Regions from separate parts of the Homo sapiens genome. Here regions 1, 2, 3, 4 and 6 are each linked to region 5. Evidence: chromatin contacts called from ENCODE Hi-C data. All regions are on one chromosome and are shown on one strand. The core of a region is the stretch at or near the end of the contact, and the rest is flanking DNA. Distances in the headings are between cores, read along the strand shown.

What was found. A loop is a pair of places that touch in the nucleus more often than their neighbours do. Pooled maps may share reads with other maps.
Region 1: a loop to region 5 is called in a map of CD4-positive, alpha-beta T cell, with 9 times the contacts of the local background. The contact joins the promoter of PPM1K here to the promoter of PDLIM5 in region 5. A Hi-C loop is called at or near these places in 2 of 168 maps with a recorded cell type or tissue (CD4-positive, alpha-beta T cell and CD4-positive, alpha-beta memory T cell) and 6 of 50 pooled maps.
Region 2: a pooled map shows a loop between it and region 5 (4-fold over the local background). The contact joins the promoter of CENPE here to the promoter of PDLIM5 in region 5. A Hi-C loop is called at or near these places in 2 of 50 pooled maps.
Region 3: a loop to region 5 is called in a pooled map, with 5 times the contacts of the local background. The contact joins the enhancer-like site here to the promoter of PDLIM5 in region 5. A Hi-C loop is called at or near these places in 2 of 50 pooled maps.
Region 4: a loop to region 5 is called in a pooled map, with 5 times the contacts of the local background. The contact joins the enhancer-like site here to the promoter of PDLIM5 in region 5. A Hi-C loop is called at or near these places in 5 of 50 pooled maps.
Region 6: a loop to region 5 is called in a pooled map, with 7 times the contacts of the local background. The contact joins the promoter of C4orf17 here to the promoter of PDLIM5 in region 5. A Hi-C loop is called at or near these places in 4 of 50 pooled maps.

What each region holds. Positions count from the first base shown.
Region 1 is chr4:88,283,178-88,286,215 of GRCh38, reverse strand. PPM1K (protein phosphatase, Mg2+/Mn2+ dependent 1K) reads left to right here and starts at 1,655. Exons shown (of 7, transcript NM_152542.5): 1 at 1,655-1,810. It overlaps PPM1K-DT (PPM1K divergent transcript), which reads right to left and starts at 1,286. Exons shown (of 5, transcript NR_134238.1): 1 at 1,155-1,286. RefSeq lists a silencer at 1,293-1,512 and enhancers at 1,247-1,770, 1,683-1,772, 1,813-1,872.
Region 2 is chr4:103,196,873-103,200,232 of GRCh38, reverse strand. It overlaps CENPE (centromere protein E), which reads left to right and starts at 1,890. Exons shown (of 49, transcript NM_001813.3): 1 at 1,890-1,969. The coding sequence starts at 1,914. RefSeq lists an enhancer at 1,474-2,028.
Region 3 is chr4:99,849,469-99,852,639 of GRCh38, reverse strand. The region is part of intron 3 of DAPP1 (dual adaptor of phosphotyrosine and 3-phosphoinositides 1); the gene reads right to left. Among named protein-coding and RNA genes, the nearest start is that of DAPP1, 34 kb to the right of the region's middle. Within about 2 kb of position 1,304, at least 2 of the 41 ENCODE cell types and tissues checked have a DNase peak (open chromatin) inside an H3K27ac peak, as active enhancers do.
Region 4 is chr4:100,092,211-100,095,576 of GRCh38, reverse strand. No RefSeq gene overlaps it. Among named protein-coding and RNA genes, the nearest start is that of DDIT4L-AS1, 96 kb to the left of the region's middle. Within about 2 kb of position 1,961, at least 7 of the 41 ENCODE cell types and tissues checked have a DNase peak (open chromatin) inside an H3K27ac peak, as active enhancers do.
Region 5 is chr4:94,450,578-94,453,723 of GRCh38, reverse strand. It overlaps PDLIM5 (PDZ and LIM domain 5), which reads right to left and starts at 1,782. Exons shown (of 13, transcript NM_006457.5): 1 at 1,729-1,782. RefSeq lists silencers at 1,283-1,542, 1,713-2,132.
Region 6 is chr4:99,509,331-99,512,764 of GRCh38, reverse strand. C4orf17 (chromosome 4 open reading frame 17) reads right to left here and starts at 1,744. Exons shown (of 9, transcript NM_032149.3): 1 at 1,493-1,744.

The sequences.
Region 1 (3,038 bases), core at 406-2,905, 6.2 Mb after region 5:
GCAACATGGGGAAGCCCCATCTCTACAAAAAATATAAACATTAGCTGTGTATGGTTGAGCGTGCCTGTAGTCACAGCTACTTGGGAGGCTGAAGTGGGAGGATCACTTGAGCCTGGGAAGCAGAGGTTTCAGTGAGCTCAGATAGCGCCACTGCACTCCAGCCTGGGCAGGAGTAAAACCCTGTCTCAAAAAAAAAAAAAAAAAAAAAAAAAAAAGAAAGAAAGACAAAAGAAAAAAAAATCCAGGAAGTCTATGAAAAGACATCAACTCAACATAATATTACTCAAGGTTATTACTATAATTTGTGAGCCGTCAATATGAGAGTCACTCTCTAACCTGGTTATTAAATGCACTGGATTCAAAACAGTTGTCCCTGGCCTAGAATAACTAAAATGCCAAATCAAGTTAATTATTTATCTTTAAAATCTCTAATCTCTCTGCTCTTCTCTCCCTTCAGTGATATTGTCATAGTTTAATCAAAGTCATCTTCCACCTTAAATTTCATCTGTCATCATCTCCTAATCAGTTTCCCAATAGCTTATTTTAACTGTTCTTTGCACACTAACCAAAGTGATGTAAAGTCTAAACCCAGACCCTTTCACTTCTTTTTTTCGAATGCCTCAATAGAAGCCCATTAAATTTAAAATGTAATGCCAACTCCAAGCCCCTGTCTGCCTCATCTCTCTCACATCATGCTGTTCTTTCCCTCCCTCAATATGCTGGAGACACTTTGGCTTTCTTTCTGTTCTTCCAAAACGCCGGGCTGTCTCACCGAGAGACCTTTGTCTGCTGTCCCCTCTGCCCAAAACAATTCATCATTTTATTGGTTCCATGGCTGAATGACTGATGGTTTAAATGCCATCTTATAAAGTTCTCATATAACAATCTTATCTGAAGTTATCCTCCAGTGTCCACACCATGCCTATTTCTTTCCTTGACATGATTAATTACTATTCTATGTGCTTGCTTACTTGTTGGTTTTCTCCCTCTTCTTTGTTAGACTGAAAATTCTATGAGGGCAGCTATCGTGTCTAGCTGTGTTAGGGGCGTATCCCCAGTGCCTAGCAAATGTATAGCATACAAGACGTCCTTCAATAAACACAGAAATACTTGTTTAATGAATTAATAGACATTCCCTAAAGATCACAAGATACCTGTTCAGCCACGAAGAAGACTGCACTGTGCACTGCTGTTCAAAGACATGGCAGTGAAATCAGATGCCTTTCAAACTCTAAGCCTAAGCAGTATTGGCATTCCGTTCTCGGTTTCCTGGCTGTCACAACTACAGTCCCTTAGCCCGAAGCGAAACCCCCTCCGCGCTCCGCCCGCTGGCTAGGTACCAAGTCTCGCGGCCCCACCCACCGCGCAAGCGCGCCCCCTCTTTGGCTGGGGAGCTAACCTCGGGAGGGCGGGGCGCCGCCGCGAGCCACCACTGGCACAGGGTGACGTCGCTCCGCCGCGCAGCTGGAAGCCTGCGAAGTCAAATAGCAGCCGCGGGGAGGCTCGTTCCCATCGGCATCTGTGACTGGCTGCGATCGAGGGCCCGGGCGGCCGGCCAGCCGTCTCGCCGAGTGCGGACTGGCCGGATCTGCTGTCAGTCAGCGGGAACAGACTTCTCCCTCTCCATCTGGTCAACTGCGGGAGAAAAATTTTCGAGAATTTCCAGCAGGCAAGGCAGTGGCCGCTTTGACTGCTTGCTTCGGAGATCCGAGACGACGGAGAAGGCACTCTTATTTACCGACCAAGAAAGCTCCTCCCCCGTCCTCCGTTAGCTAATTAAAACATTTTTCAGGGACGTAGCCATCCAGAGGTAAGAGCCTAGAGAGTGCAATTCATTTATTTCTGCTAACCATGTATGCTGTTCTTTATTGGCGGTCGCGGAATGGAGAGTAAACGGAGAAGGGTTTCCCGGGAGGTCGAAGGGGAGACGTCGGTTTCCGTTCCCCCGCCCCCCGAGTCGGCGCTTGGCCGGCGGCCTCTCGGAGTTCTCAGAGCGTCGCTTTCTTCCCTTTGGAGGTCGTGAGCAGCTCGTCGGGGTGAGGCGGGGCCCAGCTGGGCTGCCTGCGCCCCGGGCGGCGGGTTTCCAGCCCAGACTGCGCTCGGCCTTGAATGTGGCCGCAGGCTGGAGGGCCAGCGCGGCGCGAGGCGGGCAGGGTGGGTGGGCTGGGACTGGAGACCCTTGCCCGAGGCCCCGGAAGCGAGGATGCTGCGGGGTGGGTGCCGCGTTGCCTCCCGGGCGAGGGAAACGTGGCGACAACGGGCTCGGTACGCCCAGAGGGAGGTTGGGAGGCGGAGACCTGGCGGCAGAAGGTGCCGAGGGAGCCCAGCTATTTGCGAGGCTTCGCAGGCAGGCGGGCGTGTGTTCTTCCCACCGTGTGTCACCCTGACCACCCGCCTGTCAGGGCCAGCGAGCCGAGGCCAGGATCCTGAGCTGTACCCAGGTGAGCTTTTCAGGAGGTCCGGCATCGTGAAGGATGCACAGCCCCGGCTGGTTTTGATCCGAAGACTTGGGTTTTACTTTGCGCAGGGAGCGCTGTAGTACTCAAGGCGTTGTAGCTGGTGATGTCTTTTTCAGCAGCCGCTTTCTGTAGATGAGGGAATTCACCGGATGTGACAAAGAGGCTCCAGGTGGAAATAGCCAGGGAATTTGCAGTCTCAAAAGCTCCACGGGCTTTTCTGAGCCTCCCACTGCTAACGTGCAGCAAGGCCTCATCGGTTCTTTCCGTCAGGGCGGAGGAATGAGGCTGTCCTTCGGTTTCAGAATGAGCGACTAAAGTGACAGATTACAATGACGATGAAAAAGAGCAATGAGACCGGTAGCAATGGCTCACGCCTGTGATCACAGCACTTTGGAAGGCCAAAGCGGGCTTGAGCCCAGGAGTTCGAGACCAGCCTGGGCAACACATCGAAACCTCGGCTCTACAAAACATACAAAAATTACCCGGGCGTGGTGGCATGTGCCTGTGGTCCCAGCCCCGGAGGCTGAGGTGGGAGGATCTCTTGATCCTGAGTGGTCGAGGCTGCAGTGAGCCGAGATC
Region 2 (3,360 bases), core at 641-3,140, 8.7 Mb before region 5:
TACTCGTGAACCAATCTCCTCTTGTCTCATTAGAAATTTTGATTAATCACATCTCCCTTCTTCTTCATAGGTTCCTTGCCTTCAGCTGTCTCATATTTGCCCACAATTAAAACAAAAACAACAGTTAAAATATACCTTCCTTAACTCTGTATTTTCTTACTAGATACAACCAAGTATCTTTACAGTCTAGCAATAAAAAAGAGTTGTTTATACTACCTCACAGCTAGTTAACCAAAACAAATCTTGAATGAATAGACTCATTTTTCTTTACTGTTCTTATCTATAAACTAGTTTCTTTAAATTGAAAGAAACTACTTTCATCTAACTCAGTCTACCATCTAACTCAGTCCTCACTCTGCAAGGAAATTAGGCATATTCTGTGTATCTTTCCAAAAATTATGTATGTATATCCAGACATATTCTGTGTACATAACCGTGCACCTTGAATTTCTCTTAATAAATGAAACATCTTGGATAGCTTTCTAAAGTACACATAAAAAGCTAGGCCAGGCACGATGGCTCATGCTTGTAATCCCAGCACTTTGGGAGGCCAAGGCAAGGAGGATTGCTTGAGCCTAGGAGTTCAAGACCTGCCTAGGCAACACTGTGAGACCCCACTCCCTACCCTAATCCCCCCACCACCCCGTCTCTACAAAAAAATTTAAAAATTATCTGGGCTTGTGATGTGCCTGTAATCCAAGCTACTCAGGAGGTTAAGGTGGGAACCCCACTTGGGCTGAGGCCAGGAGTTGAGCCTGCAGTGAGCTGTGTTCAGCCTACTGCACTCTAGCCTAGGTGACAAAGCAAGAACTCATGTTTATTTAAAAAAAAAAAAAAAAAAAAAAGAGAGAGAGAGAAGAAAGGGAAAATAAGCATTATTTTTGGGAAAAAATCACTGTATTTAGAATAGCTTTCCCTCTTAGTTAATAAAAGTAACAAACCAGGCCAGGAGCGGTGGCTCACGCCTTTAATCCCAGCACTTTTGGAGACCGAGGCAAGTGGATCACCTGAGGTCAGGACTTTGAGACCAGCCTTGCCAACATGGCGAAGCCCCGTCTCTACTAAAAATACAAAAATTACCTGGGCGTGGTGGCGGGCACCTTGTAATCCCAGCTACTGGGGAGGCTGAGGCAGGAGAATCACTTGAATGCAGGAGGTGGAGGCTGCAATGAGCAGAGATAAGCACCACTGCACTCCAGCCTGGGGTGACAGAGCGAGACTCCGTTTCCAAAAAAAAGAAGAAAAAAAAAGTATCAACCCATTACTCAATGAGTTTTTCAGTCCTCGGTATTTATTTTCCCTAATTCAACCTCTGAGGAAGCCACAGCTAATGGAAACGAGTTACAGAGAGAGAGAAACAGGAGAAAAGCCTAAACTCAGATTTTCTAAGGCGCACAACAGGCTTGTCACGTTTCTGGACTGGACAGCGAATTTCAACTCTTGCTGTTGAAAGTTTATTTTAAACTGTTGGTGCAGTTTCTTTAAAAGACGGCAATTCTGTTTGGGTAGTGAAAAATACATGTATCTCTACCTAGTTTCGTCTACAGGTTCCAAACTTTTTAAGGATGGGGTGGAGGATGACGTTCGCTAGCTTTTGGCAGATAATAGTATTCTGGTATTCCAGGACCACCACTCTCTGCCCACTCCTGGGAGCCCCTCCCTTCGGCCCTCTCCTCCGACTCTCTGCTGGGCCCTTTAAATCCCCTCTCCTGTTTAGCAGTGGTCACGCCGCCCGCCTTGCGTCCCCCGCGCTGCTCCGCACGTGGAATGGCCCATGACGTCACGAGGCCACGGCTCAATCAGATGCGGCGTTTGGGAAATTTTAAATTTAAAGGCGGGGCGGCCTGTGAGCCCTGAAGTGCCGGCCGCGGAGGGTCCTGGCCATTTTCCTGGGACCAGTTCAGCCTGATAGGATGGCGGAGGAAGGAGCCGTGGCCGTCTGCGTGCGAGTGCGGCCGCTGAACAGCAGGTAGGGGGGCCACACCACGGCCCGGTGCCCGCTGGGCCTGCGGCGCCGCCCTGAGCCGGAGGGGCGAGGCCTACGATGTTTCCAGGAGCCGCTGCTTCCCGGCTCTGCTGTCTAGTGACTCGGCTGCTGGCCATCGTTTCAGGGTCTGTAAAGTGACAGGGGAGGATCGGAGATCTAGAAGATACTTTCCAGCTGCGAGATTCACTTAAATTTAACTCAGTCTCGCTGACATACAGACCTTCCCTTCTGTGCTGCTCTGCCTTGCGGCATCTGCTCCTCCCTGCCCCATTCCCCGCCTAGAGAAGTCGTATGGGACCGTGCCTTCCTGGCCCTCATCACAGTTAGTCATTTTACACCTAACTGCTGTCTCCAGACCCTCTGAAGACAAGGGCTAGTCTGTCTTGTCACATTACATTCAATCGTCACTCAAGATCATTCTACAAATATTTATCAATTTTTTTTTAGTGACTTTGTACAACACAGACACTCCCGTCATTGCCCAGTGGCTCTTCCATTCTAATGGGACGAGACAGAAAGTAAAGTTGAAAATGTAGGATGTTAAGTGGTGATATGTAGGTAATAAGTGCTAGGGAGAAAAAGCAGGAAGAGGAATAAATGAAATCGGTTTGCTTCACTAGCTTCTGGCCCTCGACCCGAAATGCTAACACTTTGTGTGTGTGAGAAATTTTTATTGAACACGGGGTTTAATAAATGCAAATACCAAGATCAGGAATTTCCTATTTTTGAGGAGCTCATTATCTAATGCCTTAAACGGCTACATAAAGAAACCATTAGGATACCTTTTGACAAGTGTTATGATGGGCAGGTAGAGAATGTTTGCTAGAGGAGTTATTAGCCCATCAGAGACGAAAGCTTCCCGTGGGGTGAACTGGTGTCAGAAAAGTCTTGACGCTTTTCATGAGTGAAATAATCCCTATGTTACTTAATGGAAAGGGAAGTCAGAGTATTCCAGGCACAGAGAGGTTACATCTGTCATTTGGGGAAGACCTTCAGGTAGAGCTTAGGATGTATCTAGGAATTCAGAGGAAAATGGAAGAGAGAAATGACATGATCTAGGACTCGTGCCCTGCTGAGGATTTCATAAGTTTCCAAAAGGTTTTAAGAATTTTAAGCAAGACAGACATAATCAGAGTTGCATTTTGAATCCATCCCTTTGTTTACCAGTACTGGGGGAGAGGGTGAGAATGAAAGCCTTCACAAGAAAACACTTTTGAGGCGGCAGAAGGTCACTGAAGCTCCATTTAAGAGTTGAATCCTCAAAGATGGACTTTCTGTCATTCTCTTATGTTACTATCTTTCAAAATATTCTTTAGCAGGTGAAATCTTTTCAATTATTCCTCCTATGACATGACTTTTATGACTGGTTAAAA
Region 3 (3,171 bases), core at 55-2,554, 5.4 Mb before region 5:
TGAAAGTAACCAAGCAAAGTCTTTGCATTACTAAGTGAACATGACCTGAACAAGCTGGTGCTCACAAGTGATTGCCTCCTTCCCCTTCCATCTGGAGAGGGGAGCCTCCAGGCAGAAAAAGGGCTCAGCCCAGGGGGTCCAGGCATGGGGGGCTGGGGAACTTTGTTCCAAGGGCTCAGAGCAGTTCTGAGTCTATGTTTCTGACATTTCCTTCTTGAAATCCTTCCCTCAATCAATCAGTCAATCAGAAACTAGAAACTAACTACAAAAAGAGGCAACTTAAGGGGATTTTTTTTCTTCTTGCTATGGTTTCTTGCTTTTAATTTTACTAGGGTCTTTTCTATAGCAAGCCTAAGATTGTACCAGACATGGAAGAGATGTAAAGAATTCAGCAATTCATTCAACGAATATTTACAGAGCTTTGCACTCTGCCAGGCACTTGTCTAGGTACTGGGAATGCAATAGCACACAAAGGAGTTTAAATGCTCTTATCGAGCTTATGTTCTAGGTAGAGGAGACAGAAAAAAAATTTAAAAAATATTTTATGTGTGAGAAGTGTTATGGAAAAAATGAATAGGGCATGGTAAAGGGATAGAGAATAGAAAAGGTAGGGTTGGGAGAGGGTGATATTTTACAAGGGTCATCAGGAAGGGCGTCTTTGAAAAGATTTGAAAGATCTGGAGAGTATAGAACCTGAATTAGAGTAAGAGTGAGAAAATGAAAAAGAAAAATGTCTCCTCTGTGGTTAAAAAACACCCTAATGTTAATGATAAATCTACACAAAACAGGCCGGGCACAGTGGCTCACATCTGTAATCCCAGCACTTTGGAAGGCTGAGGTGGGTGGATCATGAGGTCAGGAGATCGAGAGCATCCTGGCCAACATAGTGAAACCCCATCTCTACTAAAATACAAAATAAAAACAAAAATAAATTAGCCGAGCGTGGTGGCAGGCACCTGTAGTCTCAGCTACTCGGGAGGCTGAGGCAGGGAAATTGCTTGAACCCGGGAGGCGGGGGTTGCGGTGAGCCGAGATCGCACCACTGCACTCCAGCCTGAGTGACAGAGTGAGACTCTGTCTCAAAAAAAAAAAAAAAAAAAAAAAACTACACAAAACAAAACCTGTCTATGATACTTGAATACATACAATGTCTGACTGCAAAAACAGAACTGTGGCTTTTGATACTTGGGCCCAGATAAGGTGCTGCTGTAAAATGAAAAGCTGTTGAGAAAAGCCAGAAGAGGGTGTCTGATCTCGACCTCAGAGAAGAATGAAAGCCTCTGGCCCTTCCTCTTTCTGTCTCTCATTGGCATTGCAGCATTGGGATCACAATGAAAAACAGATTTTGCCATTATCAGAACCGTCCCATTCTTGCACATTGTGCTCTCTTTTGTCAATGTGATCTTCCCATAAGAACAGATCCAGTCATATGAGGAGAAGGGGCCGGCTACAGTTTTACAGTCAGAATGAAAGCAGCAGTACCTATATCAAGAGTAGCTGCTGTGCAGGCTCAGGGGCTCTGTGAACACAGTGCTCACATTGTAGATGCATGGTAAATTCAGCGCTGGCTCCCAACCCTAAGAAACACTCCCAGTGATGTGCTTCATAGTCACTCTGGACCCTTGGAAAGAGCACTGGATGCACAGGCAGAGGAACAGGGTTCAATTGTCACTACCGCCATTCAGTACTTATCGGCCTTGGACAACCATTACAAGCTTCTGCTCCTTACTAGTGAGAATAATTATGCTTCCTTCAGAAGGCACCAAATAAATGTTTGTGGGAGAATGATAACATATTAGATATTATTATTCTTTGACAGAATATTTTTAAATCCTTAAATAAAATTTGAATGATTGCATCTTTGGGGACATGGATTTTGAAATCTTAAAAAAGACCTAGACGCAACATTCTGCTAGGAATAAAAATGGTGGTAGTCTAGTAATCACTACTTGTGATTAACTATAGTTAAATTGGTGCCTCTCAAACACTTTCACCTTACAGAAGAGGAGAGGGGAACTGAAGCCTAGGGATCAAAGCAGCTCCCAAATTAGATACATTTTGAACTCTTATACTTTATCTTCAAAGTTGATGCTTAATTTTCATTCTACTTCATATATTTAATACTTAATATGAAAATAATGCTTTAAATGACACTCCAGAAAGATGTACTTAGTTGATACGACCAGGCACACACTTCACATAATAATACCTGTGTTAATTTTTTTTTTTTGAGGCGGAGTCTTGCTCTGTCACCCAGGCTGGAGTGCAATGTCACGATCTCAGCTCACTGCAACGTCTGCCTCCCAGGTTCAAGCGATTCTCCTGCCTCTGCCTCCCAAGTAGCTGGGAATACAGGCATCCACCACCACACCGGGCCAATTTTCGTATTTTCAGTAGAGACGGGGTTTCGTCATGTTGGCCAGACTGGTCTCGAACTCGTGACCTCAGGTGATCCACCCGCCTCGGCCTCCCAAAGTGTTGGGATTACAGGCGTGAGCCACTGTGCCTGGCCTAATTTTTTATTGCTATTGTAGCAAATTGCCACAAACATAACAGCTTAAAACAACTCAGATTTATCATCTTACAATTCTGGAAGTCAGAAGTTCGAAATGGGTCTCACTAGTCTAAAACTGGCAAGGCTGCTTTCCTAGTGGAGGCTCTAGGGAGGATTCATTCCTTTGCATTTTCCAGCTTTCAGAGGTGCCCTCATGTCTTGACTTGTGGCCATTTTCCTCTGTCTTCAAAGCCAGTAACAGCCAGTCAGATCCTTCTCCTGCTGCCATCTTTCTGGTTCTCTCCCTTCTGGCTCCCTACTACTTATGAGGACCCTGTCAATTACAGTGGTCTTACTTAGACCATCTAGGATAATCTCCCCACCCCAAAGTTATTTGATCAGCTGCCTTAATTCCATCTGCAAACTTAATTCCCTCTTGCCATGTAACAATATATTCACAGGTCCAGGGAGACATGTGGACGTCCTGTGGGGGCATTATCCTCCTACCACAGTATCAGTCCCTGGAGGAGAAATAGCCACCGGGGCCAGTTGCGCTGCAGGGTAAGGATCTCTGGGCTGGGCTGCTGCCTGAGCCTGCAGTGCTGTCACCTCTTGGTATTAGACAGCCACTGCCTTTCCAACGTGTGCATTTCCAACCTCTGTGAGCCTCTTCAGCG
Region 4 (3,366 bases), core at 712-3,211, 5.6 Mb before region 5:
TCTTTTCAAGAGGCTGAATTTTCAGACATCTTCTCTACCAAATGATGTCACCCCCTGTCTCCCATGAGCACAGATGAAATTAAGACCCCACCTTTGAATGTTCCTTTTCAGATCTTCTTTTTCCTTTCCTTACTTTGTTTTCCTTTGAAAGTGGCCATTGATGTTTTTAAAAAGGGTTCTACTAGTTTATCCGTTGTATCTATTTTAAGGCACTGTTGGGTGGGGAGATGGTAACGTGAGCACAAATAAATTACATCATTATCATTTTCTCCTACGTTGACCATGGTTAAGGTTTTAGTCATGCGCAAGTGACTTAAAATTACATAATATGTATTTTGGCAATCCATCCTTGCTGTAGTTCAGCTCCCTGAATTTCAGAAGAAATGGGCCACTTAATAAGCCTCATCCAAGGGACTTCAGAGTCATTTCACCTTCATAAATCCTTGGAATTTCTACATGATAAAACTAGATTATGCAGAAGGTGTAATACATGAGGATGAGGCATATTTCCAGCAAATACGTAAGCACTGGGAGACTAATAATAGCCAAACACCTTACTCTACTAACAATTAGGAGGAATATAAGAAGAGGGTGCTTTGGTGTTTGAAGCGTCTAAGCCTTGGTTTCTTATTTTACACTTTCGTTTGGAGGGCAGATTGTTTTGAGTCAACATAAAGTGACTTCAGCTGAAGGGAGACTGGGATGTTCACAGTGGGCCTATAAACATTTTTAAAAACATCATTCAACGTTGATTCTGCCTTCACGGAGAGCCTACACTACACCAGGCACTGGGTTGGGCACTGTGACAGGGCTGATTCAAATAAACCCTTATGATATTTCCCTGTTGCTAAACTTCCAGAGTATTGACTGGCAATTTTTGGCCAACCTTCAAGCCTGATACATTCTTCTTTATTTGTCAATCTACCCTTTTGGTAATGTGGTAAAGAATCAAGTGTTTCTCTTCAGCAGCAATTCATCAGATAATTGCTCACTTTATTTAGTTGATGTGGACACAGCCAATCTATGTCATTCTGGTCAAAATAATACATTTGCCCTAACATTAGTGTTTTTTGTTTGTTTGTTTGTTTTTACTCTGAATTAAGCACATGAGGCCCTCAACAGAACCTGCATTAGACATAGCACCTGGTGGACAAAATATCCCTAATAAGCATTTGCTTGATTACATTCAGGCTTTAATTTTATTATCTAGAAAAGTGCTATTTCACCTTTATAGGTTTGGATTTGGTTATGTACTTTAAAAGCTTCAGGTAAAACAATGAGTAGATTCCTTTGTGAGAGCCCTCACAGTAAAACCAGAAGGCTGAAGGATACTGAGAGCATAGCCTGGATTGCGGATCCTAATTGACCAGTGCTGTGGTCTTACCTGGGTCATTTATCAGCTGTAAACAGTAGGCAAATTGTTTAATCTGAATGTCTCCTTCCTAATATTAGCATTTAGAACAATAATTCCAACTGGATGAGGTTATTTTTGAGATTTAATAATATAATAAATGTAAAGCCCATGGCATATATCAGACTTTTAATACATGTTTATTTCCTTTTTTCCCTCTCTCCTAGCAAAAATTTAACTTTGTCTTGAAGCTTGCCAAATAAGAAGGCCCCCAAAGTTGCTTGCTCTTGCAAGGATTACAGACTCTCATATTCACTCAAGTACTTAAGAAGTGTCAGGCACATTCCAAACTCCAAAGGAAATTAAATGCTGTTCCCCTGCCACCCACTCTGTCCCCCAGGGACCCCAAGCACATTAAAATAACATTAAGGCAATGATTTAAGCTGAAAATTGGGCTGCCAGGGAAAGCACCAGGCCCCAGTTCTCAGAAGCTTAGCTATACCTATGGGCACAACAGGGTGGCTCCCCTGGCTGGCTGACGTCAGAGCTTAAAGTTGTTTTTACCCCTGGCATTTGTGGGAAGGAAAGGGAGGGGTGAGGAGCGCGGGTGCCTCTTGTTCATTAAAAAAGCCTTCTGGGGACCCCTAGTGGCCACCAGCTATCATAGGTTTCTCTGCCAAAAGAAATCATGAGGCCTCAGGAAAACTACCTGGGGCTTCAATTGTATTTGTCTTCGTTCTCTCCTCAGTGATCCAAGTTTTTTCTCGGAAGTTAGTGGTTAAAAGGTAACCACTTTGTAACAGGCCTGTACAGCTCTCAAGTTTAGAAATTGGAGTTACGGGTGGCATAGACATCAAAATGATGGCATCAAATTGAAGGAGAGCTCTGAAATCCTCTTTTAATCCTCACCAGGAAAGCAGAAGGCAGAGCAAGCAGGCTGAAGACTGACAGAGAAGCATTTGCATGTCCTCCATGAGCCCTGATTTTCATGGGAACAGCTGTCTCAGTGACTGCATACAAGGTCCCACTTCTTAGATCTGTTCCCGGAGACGCAAGAGAAGAAGTAGAATAATAAGTCAAGGCTGTCCTGCTCATAAACAAATGTCAGACTCTTGTAGCTGGTGTGTTTCTGCTTCCTGAGTCTTTATTTCCCAAACCCCAGTGAACATAAGCAATAAAGCTATATCATGCTGGGGAATAAATAATAAATGATTCAGCCTCGACTCCAGGCATGTGTGGAGAATAGATATGGACCCAGCAAGGATTTATATACACAAAGCACCACGACACTCCTGGTGAGAAACTTTTCCTTTCGGGGAGAAACTGAGAAAACACAAGTTTGTTTCAAAGTGGAACAGGGGGTGATTTTGGAAACAACATAGTGTTAGTCATTCAGATTAATCTTCAATTCAGCCCTCCAAGCCTCAGTTCTTTCCTCGCAATGATGAGGCCCAAAGCTAACTCCTCTTTCGGCAATTAAAGAAGAGAGTGCAACACCACACTTAACATCCACTAACAGATGAGGTACCAGAAGCTTCAGCGTAGCCTAGAGACAGCACACTAGGCATAGCTATTAAGGACCCACCTTCAGAAATTTGCAATCTTGTGTTGTTAAATTAAATAAGCAGGAGACCATTGGCCTGGGACTGTCTCATATTTTGAGGTCCTACATAACAAACCACAACCTAATCTAGTACATAAACAAGCCAAAACCTAACTTAGGAGTATATTTTCTTCTTGCGAGTAGCCAAGTTTCAACCAATCACAAACAGCTGACCATCAAGCCAATCACAGGGAGCCAACTGATCAGATCATGCTCAAATAAGGCAGATGCCTCAACACGCCGTGGCCCAAAAAGGCAAATGCCTAGCCGAAGCCAATCAGATGATTTTTTTTCTATTTTTCTTCTGTGTTCATCCTATAAAAGCTTACTGCTTACACTGCTGGGTGGAGCTCTTAAAACCTCTTCCGGTTCTGAGTATTGCTCAATTCACGAGTTGTTCTTTGATCAAATA
Region 5 (3,146 bases), core at 533-3,032:
CCGCTATAAAAGGAGGAGATTTTCAGAAAACTAATAGAAGGACTGTCCTGATATTGACACGATACAAATCAGAATCGTGTAAAGCCAACTGATATTTCACAGGCAGCCTGCCCTCCTTTATTAATCTTTAACTTGTGTCTGGGGAATAATATGAAAGTTGGGCTCAACTTCCTCTGGCCCCATTCTTCCCTACAAGAAAATGTATTTCATTTAGATTATCAACCCATGTACTTGCAACTTCCCTTTACTTGGGGATTCCCTTCCTAACTTCTCTCATTTGTTATTAAAATTCCTAGCACTGGCAAGGTCACAGCCACACTACAAAACCAGTGTCATTTCATTTCTAGTCACTGTCCGTTCATTTCTAGATGCTTCTTCTGCTAGCTTCATTTGGAATTCATCTGCCTTAAAACAGTCTCTGCCCCAAGCAATGGCAATATTTTTATTGGCCTTTCCAAGACTCCTCCATCTGGTTATTAGTGCCCAAGCCCTTCCTCAAATACCAAGCAGGCAGGAAATAGCAGCATACTCTTTCAAACACGTCGAAAAGGTTGGAATTTCTGTAGAGTTATGGATTTTCTTTTAGGGAAAGTCTAAACAATGTCTTTGCTCTAGTACTAGGGAAGGAAGCTTGGTATTTCCCACACTTGTATCTCAGCTTCATTAGTGGGTGAGAGGGGAGAAAGGAGAACTCAAGATGAACTACACAGAGTGACAAAAAAAAAGGCCTGAAATTAAAGAGAAATATCTTGAGATTCTCTTTCCCCGCAATGGAGAGAGAATGTAGGTAGAGCTGAAGAACTAAAGCCACAGGCACAGGATGAAAGCAGCCGACAGGACAGTTTTCCAGGAGGGATTCGCGCCTAGCCTTGTTGGCCAAATAAGGCTACCGAACGGGCCGTTTCCGTGGCAGGCGGGTTCAGACGTCCTCCCCGTCAGGAAGGCGGACTTGGGATAGGATCTGGCGATCACACCCTAAATCTGCCCTGCCCAGCGCCGCCACGAATTTTCCTTCCAAGCTCTGCCCTGTCCACACGCCCTTCCTTTTTCCACTTATTGTAAAACGCACCGAAGGCACAGTCTTACAAAAGCCCCAACAAGTACTCAAGTGTTAACAAATCTCGTGTTCATGACAAATGTGTTTCTTAAACGAGCTTTATTTCTGGACGCGCAGAAGTTTTCCCCAAACAGGTTACACAAAACTGTAAATATCTGGGGGAGAAATAAATGCTTCTCAGTAGCCTGGGAGCAAAGAAAAACTAACGCGCCTTTTCCTTTGAGTCCCGCTTCCTACCCTCCAAGAGACTGGCGCAGGACTGGGCACTCAGACACCACACCACGGTGGTGCCGGGCGACGCCGGCAGCCGGGTGGGTGGGAGCGGCAGTGCCCGTCCCTGCCGGCCCTCGCCACCTCCGGGCGCCCTCCCGCGTCCCCGTCTCCGCTACGCTGGTCCCGGTCGGCCCGGGCTGCGGGGACCCCAGGGCTCGCCCTCTGGCCTCATGCGGACTCCAGCGCTGCCCTTTTCCGGGCGCTCCTTTTCCCAAGCTGCTCTCCCACCTCCGCCGCTCCGCGCCCAGAAAGCACCTGAGGAGCCATCCCTGCCCGAGGAGCGCCCCCTCCTCGTCCCCAACCGGGCTTCCCTTCTCGCGTTCGGCGCACAGCGGCCGGTTCTTTCCCTTCTCCCACCGGAGATCCGAGAGGCGCATCGCCGGCCGGCCGCCACTCACCTCGGGTCCGGCGCGGCGCGGGGCTGCCTCCGCCTCAGACAAGGGCTGACAAGTGACTCGCGGTGAGGGCGCCGTCCCCACCGCCCGCGGGAACTTCCGCCTCCTGGCTCTCCCTCGCCCCACCCCCGACCCAGGACACGCCCCTCCGCTCCCGGCCACGCCTCTGGGCCAGTCCCAGCCGCGCCGCGCAGGGGCGGGGAAGGTGGCGGCGGCGCCGGGCGCTCGGGCTTGCTGGGGCTGGCTGAAGCAGCTGCGGAAAGACAACTGCGCTACCGAGTTTCGGTGGGAGTAGTCTTAGCGGATTTTGAGCGCTACCTGGCAAAGGTCTAACCCTCCGCTCGTCCGTTTTGTAGTGGGTGCATTTTTCTCTCCAGAAATTTAAATTGGCAAGCAGTTGCTCTGCCTAAAAATAGAAGGGTACTTTGGATAAATCTCTATCTATGCAAGTTCAGCGGTTACTGCCTGCGTTTTTTTTTTTGAAAGAGCTTTACATGCTCTGAAAAGTGCAGACCCAGAAGTTTACCTGTCAGGAAGGTGAAAACCAGTAACCCTAACAGAAGTTAACCCTGTCCATCACACCAGAAGACAGTGATACATAAAAGCGGCCAAAAGTGATTCAACCACTGTATCTTCAGTTTATTTTTCTAAATCCAAATCAATAGTCCACTTTCCAGCCTTCTATAGGGTTGCTTGATACGCCCGAGGAATTTATTCATAAGAAAACGTGAATAATGTTCACTGAACATACGGAAAGTAACTAGACTGTTACACTGTGAATTGGCTTATAAAACGTGAAAAGGACAATTCTTAACCAAGGAGCATATAAAGCAAGGATGAACTTCATGAGGTCCGTGAGCTCCCCGGCCCCCAGAAGTGCAAGCAAAATTCCAAAGGCGAAGATCCAAAGCTGCTCTTTCCCTAACGGTAGCCACTGGCCACATGTGGCTATCGAACAGTTGAAATGTGGCTACTGTAACTGAGACCATGAATTTTTTGTTTTACGTAATTTTAAATAATTTAACATTTAAAACTGAAGCAGGATAACATTTCTTTACTTTTTTTTTCTTTGAGACGGATTCTTGCTCTGTCTCCCAGGCTGGGATCAGTGGTGCAATCTCGGCTCACTGCAACCTCCACCTCCCGGGTTCAAGCGATTCCCCTGCCTCAGCCTCCTGAGTAGCTGGGATTACAGGCGTGCGCCACCACGCCCGGCTAATTTTTTGTATTTTTAGTAGAGATGGGGTTTCACCATGTTGGCCAGCCTGATCTCGAACTCCTGACCTCAGGTGACCAACCCGCCTCGGCCCCGCAAAGTGCTGGGATTACGGGCATGAGCCACCGCGCCAGGTCGTTAACATTTCTTTTAAGCACTACATTTAAGGACTAAAGTTGAAAATATAATGCCCAAATTGAAATGC
Region 6 (3,434 bases), core at 495-2,994, 5.1 Mb before region 5:
ATTTATATTATATTTGTAAAAAGTATAAAGTATATTCTGTTTTTAATTTCATTTGAGCTCACTTTGTTGACTTACCAAAAAAAATTACATGATTATCAATTTTGATATAGTAAATTTAAATGATGACTTTTAAATACAATACTCACAAATGCACTTTACATTGAATTAATTTTAAGTTAAGTCCCTTCATATTGTACTTTTAAAACCCAGCATCTTAAAATGTATATCATCTTCGGAGAGAATGGTAAAACCCAAAGAAGGAAAAAAATCCAAAAGAGTGATGTATCTGGAGATGATAAACCAGAGAACCTTTGCCATGTTGTTGTTTGCAATATTGAGTAACAGTTAACATTTTTAGACACCTATGGTGTCATAGACCTGGGAGATTAAAGATAATGTTATGTATCTTGGTGAATTCACAACCATGTGAGAAAGAACATTTCTGGATTAAGAACATAGAAAGTCGTTATTTAAATTTTCTTGAAAATAGTATGCTTTTGAAATCTAAGAAGGATGATTTTCTGGTGCTTGTTGTATTTTTTCTATCTTACATGAAAATCTTATTCATCGTAGCAGAATTGGGAAATACACATTTTATTTATAACCATGGCAGAGACTTTTTGGGTTAGAATAATTTGCAGTGTCAAAAAATGTTCATGTTCTAGAAATTGATCTCAGGATTTTGTTGGGATGGATGCTTTTAGATCGTTGACTACCTTTTTAGAACAAAGCAATCTATGTTTAAGTGTTTCATGCTATATACTTAGACTGTATGGTGTATAAATTCCCAGACTTGTTGCCACAGAATATCTGGTTTTCAGGAACTTCAGTTTGATATATATAAATACTAAAATTATCCTAGGTTGGGTAAAATATATGTAGACATTAAATGCAGAAAATATCTATCTAGCAATAAAAAGTATATTTTCTTATTGCTGTTTATGAATATCACAGTGAGGAGCTAGTTCTAATCTCTTTGTTTAAATCACACTTTAGACTTACTCATTCTTTTGGTGTGGGACCTTTTGTACAATTAAGCCAGTAAATTTGCTTTTTACTTGTATTGAGGGGAAAAGAGTACAGCAGACAATTTGGAGAGTGAAAAAGACATTAAACCAGAAATTTAAAGATAGGATTCATGGTCCCAGATTTGCCATTAACCAGCAAAGTGACCACAGATTAATTGTTTTATTGCCTAGATTTCAGTCTGTTTGTCTATTACCTGATGAAATTGACTTAAATGTTAGCTGATATTATTCAGTTATTCTGTATGTGTCTGTCCCACATCAATTCTCTTAGATTAAAGGGTAGTGATACACTTTAAATTTTGAAAAAAAAAAAGTCAACAAGAAAACAATGTGTATTTCATTTTCTTAAAACAGACTTATTTGGCTTTCACATACTCTTGAAAAAAGAATGAACTTGAGGACTATTAACTAAATCATACCTAAAATTTTAGAACATTATTGTAATGATGAATTTAAAATTATACCTGAGGACAATATTAAAAGCAGGTGATCTTGCTGACAAGAACTCAAGTCTGTTGATACCCTCCCAGCCTCATAATATGTCTAGACTGAGTTTTTGTTGATCTCCTTAAATCTCTGCACTTAAGCTAGAAGTTTTTAGTTGGTAGAGACAGACCAATCTCGAACGCTTCCAAAAGAATACAGCTGTCTTCATCCAGTTTCTCACACTCTTACTCCAAGGAGCCTGTGTGGCTCCCTGGTTGTTAAGATATGTTACATAGCTTAGCAACGTGGTAACATTCCTTAGAAAAATCTAAGTTCTAGAACCTCTCACCCACTATTCTTCTCAGACCTCCAGTTACCCACTTGACAAAACCATGTGGCCACAAATGGCTTTCCTCAATTTTGGACATATAATAGAGTTAAATCCAATGCAAGAGAAAGAAAAAGAAGAAAAATAAAACAGAGAGCAATATAAATCAAATTTATAATTTTTCCCACAATTCTGCTTAAAGAACAATTATGATATAACCAAATATAGCTTAATCCAAAACCAACGGGGAGAAGGTATACATGCTTTTAAGGAGTTTCTAATAGTTGTGAATGGAATATACTGCTTTGGTAGTCAGGATGTCTGTGCTGATGACATGTTCAATAGCCATGAAAAAATATTGAAATGTTAATTAGAAGTCATAGAGAAACACACACACATGTACATGCGGTGCTTCACAAGACTTTTCAGAATACACATGATTTTGAATTTCTGAATTACAATCTCTAAGAGCAATATAGACAATTTCTGAAAGGCAAATACTAGCTTAAAACAATGCAAGGATAGAGCCTAATTTGTCTGTTTTCTTGACTGGCCCAAGAATTAAAGGTTTAATTGCCTTTGCCTATAACCCATTCTTATGCCTTATGCCTCCCTGTTTTACTGTAGTTTATGGGGAATTTTATGGGAGATCTAATTGACTTTCTAAGGTAATTTTTGTATTCTGAGATTTTTAGTTTTCACTTTGTATCAGTTGAGAAACTTTATTACACAGCTAATAACAGAGATCAGAAATAGTGTTCTAAGTAAGATAGATGTGTATTTCTTCCTCACATGGAAGAGTTCAACCATCTAGGGTTGGTATGGAAGCTTTATGAAGCATCATTATGGACCTTGGCTTCATCTATGTTTTAGGTCCATCTTTCTTAATATTAGGCTTCCATTTTTGAAATTATCCCTTGTTCAAGATGGTTCCTGAAGTTCCAGTCATCCAAGATGGCTGCTATATTTGCACATATCAAATCTGTACTCCAAGCAGGAAACAAGAGGAAGGTTGGGGAGGTAAGGGCTGACAAGGGCACATGCTAGCTATCTGCTCTCTTTGTAAGAGCCTTCTCATGAGTCTCAGACAATAATCTATGTTGCATTGATGATTTATAGCTACAAGAAAGGATAGAAAATGTAGTTTCTTAACAGGGCACATTGACACCCCATTCTAAAACAGGGGCTCTAACAAGAGAGGGAGAAAGTATAAATCGGGTTATAAAAAGCAATCTCAACCACAGATCCTGACATTAATACCTAACTCTGGGTAGGAGAAGTCTACACTCTGTGTGCTGTGCTTTCCCTTAGAGAGGGTCACTAGAGATAAACATGTACTTGGCTATGTAACTATGTTATTTTCCATTTATGAAGCCCCATGGGGAATTTTCCTGTCTCATTACTAGGAAAAAAATGATACAACTGGCTTGTTTGCATTAATTTTGTCAGAATCAAAAAGACAGAGGTTGCTCTGCTGCACTGCTCAGGGTAGCACAGGTATCCTTGTTGCCTTGGATACTCTATTATTTTAGCAAAGAAAACAGATGGAAAGTTTTTTTGGAATATGTGCATATATTTATGAATGGTAATTAGTGATTTTTAAACTTATCTGGGGTCATGATAAGCAGGAAATCCACAGGTTTTTCATTGCC